Linked DNA regions of Homo sapiens: region 1 is linked to region 2. A link is a contact called in ENCODE Hi-C data. All regions are on one chromosome and are shown on one strand. Each heading gives the region's core, a stretch centred on a gene start or an enhancer-like site at or near the end of the contact. The rest is flanking DNA. Distances are from core to core; before and after follow the strand shown.

Region 1 (5,181 bases), core at 2,310-4,809, 380 kb before region 2:
AATTCAAGATGTGATTTGGGTGGGGACACAGTCAAACCATATTACACATGGATCCTAGAAGAGAAGAGGTTTTGTTTTTCTCCTGTAAATCTCTATAACAAACATTCCTGAGAGCATAAGTATCTACCTCCTGAAGTTCCCATTAAATCTTTTAACCAAATTCATTTCCTCTCTCCTAGAGACCATCAAGCTTCAGATGATCATGTGACAAAGGTTCCAGTCAGTTCCAGGTGAAGACACCACCCCTGGTCATTAAGGAGCTACCCTGTCTCCATTAGACAGAGCAGGACAAGAGTTCTGTGATCCACAATGGGTAGGGACTACACCCTGAGCCAGCATGAAGCAGTTACAGAAGAAAGACCGTCAGTCCCTCTGCCTCCCATAAAGATTTATGGGGATCACATCTTTTGGGGGGAAATAAGACAGGAGAATAGGGCCTGGAGGCAGGGAACCTAAGGACTTATTAGAACTAAATCAAAGGAAAACACTTCAGTGATGACAGGAAATATCCTCTTCATTTACATAGGGCATACACCTAGTAAATGACTTTGTAACTTGAATTCATCCTCTTCATTTACATAGGGTTTACACCAAGTAACCAGTGAAAATCTCTAGAGGGTATTTAAGCCCCAGAAAATTCTGTAATCGCACTGTTGAGACCCTATGCTTGCTCCTGCTCCCACCCTGTGGAGTGTACTTTCATTTTAAAAAAATCTCTGCTTTTGTTGCTTCATTGTTTCCTTGCTTTGTTTGTGTATTTTGTCCAATTCTTTGTTCAAGACACTAAGAATCTGGACACCCTCCAGTGGTAACAATTTGCAAGCTCGATTGGAGGTGGAGTGGCTTCAAAATTGGCTTAGTCACATGGCTGGCAAGTTGGTGCTTGCTATTGGTGGGAGGCTTTCACTATTTCTCATGGGTTCTTCTCCAATGGGCTGCTTGAGCTTCCCTCCAGTATGGTAGCTGGCTTCCCAGAAAGAGTGGTCCAGCAGAACAAAGCAACAGCTGTGGTGACTTTTATGACCTATCCTCAGAAGTTAAACATGGTCTTCTCCATCAAGTGGTTGCACAGACCACCTCTGATTCAATGTAGGAGGAGACTTCAGATGATCACGAATAGTAAGAGGTGAAGATCATGCAGGCATCCTAGAGCCTGACTGTGACAGGGTAGTATATGCCTATATTCCTCCCTCAATATTTTCCTGTTTTCCTACTCTGCCTGTTTGGCAAGGACACAGTGGCTCCTAACCTCTCTACTCTTAATCTCTTCATTGTGTTTTCTTGATATTTCTCAAGATTCCTACATATATTGAGTCATACAGAATGTAAAACCAACAGTTTTTAAAATTAATCAATTTTAGCAGTTTTTAAGCTTTCAGAGCTGTCCACTTCATCCTAACACTTTAGGAGTTGGTGGCCATCCCATGATCTCCTTCACGTTTATGTAATGTTCTATCTGCCTGCTCACAGTCTGTATCTCATCCTGGAGAGTCCTTATTTGTAAAGCATATCTGTCTTCTTGTACTTATCCTTCTGGTCTCTTCATGGATCTACTACCCTTTCTAGTGCTTTACCTATGTCATCACAAAGATTCCAGAATGAAGTCTCCTTCCTTCAAGATGGCAACCCTGGAGCATGGTTTTATTTGAGCCTGAGCTGGAATTGCAAAATTAGGCAGCTTGGCAGGAGAAAGCTAGAGCCAGGCATCAGTGGACCCCAACCTCTGAAGAAACCAACGCTTTTACAAACAGCTCCCTTCTGTAATGTCATGGGAGAGTAATTTTTTGCTTTTATAGGGTTTCTTCAGACAGAAGTACCACACAAAGATTATACAAGGATCTATGCTTTTCCATGTGGGGGTTTGATACATTAATGAGAATTTGACAAATCCTGACCACTCTGCCATCTGTGGGCCTCATTCTGTTCCTACTTCTGTGATGCTTTCCATCTGTTCTGAGACAGAGGAACTCGTTCCACTGACATAGGCAATACTCCTAACCCTACCAGCTGTCTTACAAGGGTGTGTTGCTGCTCACTGGAGAAAATGAAAGAAAAGGTATATATTCAACAAAAATCCTGCCAGAAACAATTCACATTCTTCCGTACAGGTAGCTTACAAAGGGGCACAATATGGGATGGGTTTATATTAATCATATCTCATACTTTTCATGAGGTTATGTCATCTTACTGCTCAGAAACCTCCAATAGCTCTCACGACTTAATCAAACTCCTTATCTTAGCATTGTAGGCCTTCCGGCTGTCATTCAGGCTTCATGGCACTTTATTAATACAATATTCCTTTCCCTTCCCCGCTACATGTCACCTATACTTTAGCCAAATGGGACCACATACTATTGTTCTAACCTGCTCCATAAATTTCTGCCTCCATGCTTTTAGAAATTGTATTCTCTGCATTCTAAATGTTTTCCTGTCATGTTGACCATAGAAGTGCTTCCCTTCCCTGAGATCTGTGGTAAGTGCTACCTCACTTATGACACCCTTCCTGATTTCCTCTATCTAGTGATCTCACTTCCCCATGGACTCTGAGAGCACTTTAGTGGTAACGTGTTTATAGACTTACCACATTCTTCCGGATATTTGAGCTGTTACTGTAACAGAGTCACGATGCTTACTTCCGCACTTGATGTTTTCCAAAATATTGATGGCTGAGAGTGAGAACAATCTGTTTTAATTCTGCCAGTGATTATTAAATTTATCTTTGAAGAAGGGTAGATCTTTGAGTTTTGGAGAAGAATAAGACTTAAGGGAGTTTTAGATTATACAAATGAAAGATAATCTTTTGGAATACAGAGACTCTGGTCCAATGTTTCTCAATTTGGTTTCCACAAAACCTTAAAGTTCAATATGTCATCACTAGGGGTTTGTAAGAGATTTTGATTTAAAACCTAGACATCAACTTTCGAAGTTTGCATACTTTGAGGATAGATAGTGGCTAAGCAGACATGTCAGCAATTTCATTCGGGGTCTTTCAGCCCCATTGTGGCAGTGTGCAATAGGATTGTATTTGTTTGTGCCCAGTTTGGTTTATGATGCAAGCTATGGGAGGTTACTGGTAACTGATGAGTGCTATATTGCACAGACGAGAGGGGTGGTAAATGGATGACATGAGTTTTTCCTTCTCTAACTATTTCCCCTAAACTCCCCTTATGCACTACAGGATGACTCACAGGACCAAACAAGCTTTGCTAGTATAACTAAAAATGAGGGGAAATTTAATTTTCATTCTAAAGGCTCAGCTGCACCCTGCCCCACCTCCTGCCCCCAGTTTTGTTGTGGTTACAAACATGGCAAAACATAGGTTGAAAAAGACTAAAAGTGATTTCTCCAGTGATTGATGAGTTTGGGGGGATTTTTAAATTTTACTATGCTCTTATGTTTTACACTTAACTCATGTTTGTATTTTATAAACATGTTTGATAACCCAATGTGGTAATTTTTGAAGGTGAGATGTGAGATGGAAGAGGAAAATTTTAGGCCTGGGGATAACCCTGATAAGGGTAGTGATGATGAATTATAACCTTCTGAGTCATTTTCCTGTGTGATTGGAACAAAGGACACAGAAAAAGTCCATCTTTATGATGAAAGACCCTTACCAAGGAGCTTCTATAGGCTGATTATCCAAATTTTCTTATTTTATTGAGAATCATCCATGTGAGGAGGCCAGCAAGATTTTTCTGTAAAGAGGCAGGTGGCAAATATTTTAGGTTTTTCAGATCACATGTAGTCTCTGTCACATATTCTTCTTTGTCTTTGTCTGCTTGTTTAAATGCTTTAAAAATGTAAAAGCCAATCTTAGCCCTGAGGGCTGTACCAAAGCAGGCCTCTGGTGAGGTTCGGCCCATGGGCTGTCATTTGCCAATCCCTGCTATGTCAAACAACTTAGAGATGTGGGAATGGCTCCAATAAAAAAAAAAAAAGAAAACCCAAACAAAACAAAAACCCTTAAATATAAGTCATAGGTATTCGAGAAGTAAAGATGCTGATTACTTTAAGCAGCTATTAGAATCTTAAAACAAACAGTAACTCTTGTTAAAAACACACAAACACACAAACAAACAAGAAACAGGTACATTCAGTGAAAAGGACCAGGGAGCAAGTTATTTAGTAGCAGAACTTACTGTCTTAAACAGGAAAAGTCACACAGTTGGTAAGGCTAACAATGTGATCATGTAAAATTACTGTGAATCAAAGGCTAGGAAAAGATGCACTACAAGAAACTGAAAAGGTTCCACAGCCTCAAACAGTGTCATATGGTGAAGTATTGATGACACGTCACACAACTTTGAAGAGGTTTTGTGACATACCCTGAAAAACCGCAGCTTCCTTTTCTAGGTTGATGAGTCAGGGGATTTCACCAATAAATGTCATACTTAGCATTTGTAAGATTTGCAAGTAATTGTGAAATTCAAGAAAACAAAGAGTGGCCCATAACAAGGAAAGGCCAAGATATAATTAATGTTTGGCCTTCATATCTATAAACAAAAGGTCTAAGAACTACATTGACATGAACACTGATAGTGCTCTGTCAAATTTGGTTCTATGAGAGCTTTTGCATCTTATTAAATGAAAAAAGTTTCTCACATTTTCACAACACATTGGCTTCTTCAAAGAGAATGTCAAACATTCTTGGAGATGAAATGAAAGTTTTAGATAATATTACAAAATGGCTATCTTTGTTATATAAAGGCTAACTTGAGAATACTTTTAAAACTGAAAAGGTGTCGATAAAGGCCACAGAAATATCCTGCTATACACAGAAATTTGGTGGCTCAGCAGAGGAAGCATTTTCAACAGGGTGTTTGAGCTAAAAGATGAAATTCAAAAGTACTTTCAATATCATACTGGGCAAGTTTCGTTAAGTGTTTTGATGAACAATGGCTACAAAAAGTTGCCTTCTCAGCGGACATTTTTCATTATGTGAACAAGTCTCTGCAAGGCCCTGGAGAAAATGTTTTGACTTTGAGTGACAAGATTCTTGAATTTAAAAGGTAACTGAGAGGGACTTCCGATTCAAGTGATGATGGAATAAGACCCTTGTGAAAAATTCCCTTGCAGTAAAACAACTATAAAACCTAAACATAAAGCAAAAAGCAACTACTTGAAGGCACTAGAGAGAGAACAGAAGCAGAAAGACATTGGCAAAGAATAAATATTTGGAAG
Region 2 (5,121 bases), core at 2,610-5,109:
AACCAAAAGAACAAAGCTGGAGGCATCACGCTACCTGACTTCAAACTATACTACAAGGCTACAGTAATCAAAACAGCATGGTACTGGTACCAAAACAGAGATATAGACCAATGGAACAGAACAGAGCCCTCAGAAATAATACCACACATCTACAACCATCTGATCTTTGACAAACCTGAGAAAAACAAGAAATGGGGAAACGATTCCCTATTTAATAAATGGTGCTGGGAAAACTGGCTAGCCATACGTAGAAGGCTGATACTGGATCCATTCCTGACACCTTATACAAAAAGTAATTCAAGATGGATTAAAGGCTTAAATGTTAGACCTAAAACCATAAAAACCCTAGAAGAAAACCTAGGCAATACCATTCAGGACATAGGCATGGGCAAGGACTTCATGTCTAAAACACCAAAAGCAATGGCAACAAAAGCCAAAATTGACAAATGGGATCTAATTAAACTAAAGAGCTTCTGCACAGCAAAAGAAAATACCATCAGCGTGAACAAGCAACCTACAGAATGGGAGAAAATTTTTGCAATCTTTCCATCTGACAAAGGGCTAATATCCAGAATCTACAAAGAACTCAAACAAATTTACAAGAAAAAAACAAACAACCCCATCAAAAAGTGGGCAAAGGATATGAACAGACACTTATCAAAAGAAGACATTGAACACGCCTGTAATCCCAGCACTTTGGGAGGCCGAGGCGGGCAGATCACAAGGTCAGGAGATTGAGACCATCCTGGCTAATACAGTGAAACGCCGTCTCTACTAAAAATACAAAAAATTAGCCAGGCAAGGTGGCAGGCGCCTGTAGTCCCAGCTATTCGGAAGGCTGAGGTGGGAGAATGGCGTGAACCCCGGAGGGGCGGAGCCTGCAGTGAGCCAAGATTGCGCCACTGCACTCTAGCCTGGGAGACAGCGAGAATCCGCCACAAAAAAAAAAAAAAAAAAAAGAAAGACACTGATGCAGCCAACAGACATATGAACAAACCTGCATGTTGTGCACATGTACCCTAAAACTTAGAGTATAATAAAAAAAAATGCTCATCATCACTGGCCGTCAGAGAAATGCAAATCAAAACCACAATGAGATACCATCTCACACCAGTTAGAATGGTGATCTTTAAAAAGTCAGGAAACAACAGGTGCTGGAGAGGATGTGGAGAAATAGGAACACTTTTACACTGTTGGTGGGACTGTAAACTAGTTCAACCATTGTGGAAGACACTGTGGGAATTCCTCAAGGATCTAGAACTAGAAATACTGTTTGACTCAGCCATCCCATTACTGGGTAGATACCCAAACGATTATAAATCATGCTGCTATAAAGGCACATGCACACGTATGTTTATTGCAGCAGTATTCACAATGGCAAAGACTTGGAACCAACCCAAATGTCCATCCATGATAGACTGGATTAAGAAAATGTGGCATGTATATACCATGGAATACTATGCAGCCATAAAACATGATGAGTTCATGTCCTTTATAGGGACATGGATGAAGCTGGAAACCATCATTCTCAGCAAACTATTGCAAAGACAGAAAACCAAACACCGCATGTTCTCACTCACAGGTGGGAATTGAACAATGAGAACACCTGGACACAGCAAGGGGAACACCACACACCAGGCCTGTTGTTGGGTGGGGGGAGGGGGGAGGGATAGCATTAGGAGATATACCTAATGTAAATGATGAGTTAATGGGTGCAGCACACCAACATGGCACATGTATACATATGTAACAAACCTGCACATTGTGCATGTGTACCCTAGAACTTAAAGTATAATAAAAATATATTTAAAAAATCAATTGTGTTTCTATACATTTGCAATGAATACACTAAAAATGAAATTAAGAAAACAAAATCTGTTTACAATAGCATGAAAAAGAATAAAATACTTAGGAATGAATTTAACAAAAGAAGTACTAAACTTATACTCTGAAAAATACAAAACATTGCTGAAAGAAATTAAAGAACACCTAAATAAATGGAAAGTCACCTCATGTTCATGGATTGGAAAATTTAATATTGTTAAGATGGCAATACTCCCCAAACTGATCTACAAATTCAACACAATTCCCATCAAAATTCTGGACCAATAATCTGATCCTAAAATTTATATGAGAGCGCAAGAAACAGAAGAGCTAAAACAACCTTGAAAACAAACAACAAAGTTGGAGGATTCACGCTTCCCCATTTCAAAACTTACTACAAAATCTACAGTAATCAAGACAGTGTGGTATTGGCATAAGATAAGACATACAGATTAATAGAATGAAATTAAAAATCTATAAGTAAACTCACACTTACTGTCAATTGATTTCCAACAAGGGAAATTTTTTCCCATTGAATTGATTTCCAACAAGGGAAATCAATTCAATGGGAAAATAAAAGTCTTTCCATAAATGGTGCTGACACAATCTGAAAAAAAAGAAGTTAGATCCTACCTCACATCTGTATAAAAATCAACTCAAATAGGATCCAATAACTAAGTGTAAAAGCTAAAACTATAAACTTCTTAGAAAAACAGAGGTAAATCTTCATGACCTTGTAGTAGGCAATGATTTCTTAGCTACGACACCCAACATATAAGCAACAACAACAAAAAAGAATAGGTAAATTGGATATCATAGCATTTAAAAAAAAAACTTTCCTGCTTCAAAACACACAATTAAGAAATTAAAAAGGCAACCCATAGGATGGGAGAAAATTTCTGCAAATCATATATCTGATGAAGGACTTGTGTGTGGAATATATAAAGAACCCTTACAACTTAACAATAAAAAGACAAATAATTTTCAAAAAAGCAAAGAACCTGAATAGACATTTTTCCAAAAAAGATATATAAATGGCCAATATGCACATGAAAAAAATGATCAACTTCATTAGCCTCAGGGAAATGCAAATCAAACCTACAATGGGCTGCTATTTCATGCAGATTATGATGGTTCTAATCAAAAAGTTAGATAATAACAAGTTAGCAAAAATGCAAAGAAATTGGAACTCTCATGCACTCCTAATGGAAATGTAACATAGTACATCTTTTGGAAAACAGTCTGGCAATTTTTCAAATAATTAAATATAGTGCTACCATACAGCTCAGCAATTCCCCTCCTAGGTATATACCCAAGAGAAATAAAAACATATGTCCACATAAAACCTTGTGTGTGAATATTCATAGTAGCATTCTTAATAATAGGCAAAAGTTAGATATAACCCAAATGTCCATCAACTAATGAATGTATAAATAAAATGTGGCATAAGCATACACTTGAATATTATTCAACCACAAAAAGGAATGAAGAACTGATACATGACACAGTGTGGATGAACCTTGAAAACGTTATGTTAAGTGAAAAAAGACAGTCACAAAGGATTATATATTGTATTATTCCATTATATTTAATGTCCAGAATATGGAAATTCACAGAGAAAGAAAGTAGGTTTGTGGTTTCCTAGAGCTAGGAGCAATGGGGGAATGAGGACGGATGGCCAAGGGATTTCTCTTTGTGGTGATGAAAATGATTTAAAATTTATTGTGGTGATGGTTGCACAACTCTGTGAAAATACTAAAAACCAGTGAATTGTACGCATTAAATGGGGAAATTGTATGTTATCTGAATTATGTGTTAATAAAAACTTTTTTAAATTATTGATTTAAGACTGAGTAAAAGAAGTGGTTATGGATATCAGGTTATGGGTTTAAATAAGGTCATTGGCTGAAGTCAAAAAGTTGAGGAAATTCCCAACTAGAAACCTCAACTTCCTCACTGAAATAGAAGGCAAATCCATCTGCCAAGTAGGAGTTTATAATCAGATAATGGTACATCAGAGGTAAAGACTGCAGAGGTGGTACAGTTCCAGGTGATGACAGGTTCCAAGGTGTGTCATGAAAGTGAGTGGCTAAGCTGGAGAAGAGGGAGAGGGGGTGGAGGCCCAGGAAGTGACAAAGCTTAATACACCTCACAAGTACTTGTTGAATTGAATGAAAGAATTACTTCCCCTGCCAGCACTGTATGATACATTAAGGCCTCAGTGTTACTTTAATCATCTTGGAAATTGTCACCATGTTTGCCCTAAGTAAGTTTCTTTCTTTTTCTACTAAATTTAGGGATAGGCGTATGAGTTTCAATGGAGACCATACTCAAGTTACCTCTCACCTATGGATGAAAAAAGGAAAGAAAAAGAAATTGGGGTTTTCTAAGTGTACTATGATTACACTGAGAGTATAAAAACTACTTAGGAGAATAAGCTTCTAGAAATTTAGAATGAAAACAATGCATACGCAAAACAATAAATAAGATACTAAACACAATTAACTACTGATTCAAGAAATTCACCTAAGACCTACTTTCTTTGTAGCCCCAAGTTCAGTAGAGTCAGAGGGAGGATTTCTGGGAACCCCAAACGCCTTTTCCTTGCATTCCCCCTCTGATCCAGAAGATCTTCTCAGGTCCCAGCTAATCTTTCCATTGAGGCCACCATTCTCTCACCTGTAGGGTCCCTATACCCCCCTATGTCATAGAAAGGTTTAGAGCTGAGCATCATCCCCCCATTTTCATTGCCCCCATACCAGTCCCCTCTACTAACACAAACATACAATGATAATAAAGGTTCAGGGCAAAATATAGAAACCTATCTATTTGTATTAAGCACAAAGGAATTTAATAAAGGAAATTGGGTGTTTACATATGAACTAGAATGGCTGGAGGAGCAGGCTCAAGGTTGGGCCCCCAGGAATAACTCCTAGAACAATGCAGAACTGACTATCCAGGCAAGCTACTTGCTCTGCAGCAATCAGGATGGTGAGTAGCCAGCAGGCTGACACTGGAACTTTTGAGTTCATGAACCCACAAGGATAGCTGTGTCCCAGGATCAGAAAGTCAGGATCGAGAAGCTACTGCTGCCACACCACAACTGCCTATAACCATCTATGAAGCTAATGTCTGAACACTAGAACACCACTTCAGAAAAACGTGAGATCTTGGAGATGGTCCAAGATCTTGTTCACACACAGAAAAACAGACAATAGAAGGAAGGTGGCTTCTGTTTCACTTCTGCTTTCTACATGTAAAACAAAGCGTATTTAATAAATTCATCCAAAGGAGTCA

Evidence for each region. Hi-C counts contacts between places; a loop is a spot of excess contacts on that map. Pooled maps may share reads with other maps.
Region 1: a loop to region 2 is called in a pooled map, with 3 times the contacts of the local background. The contact joins two enhancer-like sites. A Hi-C loop is called at or near these places in 3 of 37 single-sample maps with no recorded cell type and 9 of 50 pooled maps.

What each region holds. Positions count from the first base shown.
Region 1 is chr7:106,342,477-106,347,657 of GRCh38, forward strand. No RefSeq gene overlaps it. Among named protein-coding and RNA genes, the nearest start is that of NAMPT-AS1, 60 kb to the left of the region's middle. RefSeq lists an enhancer at 3,661-4,860. Within about 2 kb of position 3,560, at least 4 of the 41 ENCODE cell types and tissues checked have a DNase peak (open chromatin) inside an H3K27ac peak, as active enhancers do.
Region 2 is chr7:106,726,317-106,731,437 of GRCh38, forward strand. No RefSeq gene overlaps it. Among named protein-coding and RNA genes, the nearest start is that of LINC02577, 46 kb to the right of the region's middle. Within about 2 kb of position 3,860, at least 5 of the 41 ENCODE cell types and tissues checked have a DNase peak (open chromatin) inside an H3K27ac peak, as active enhancers do.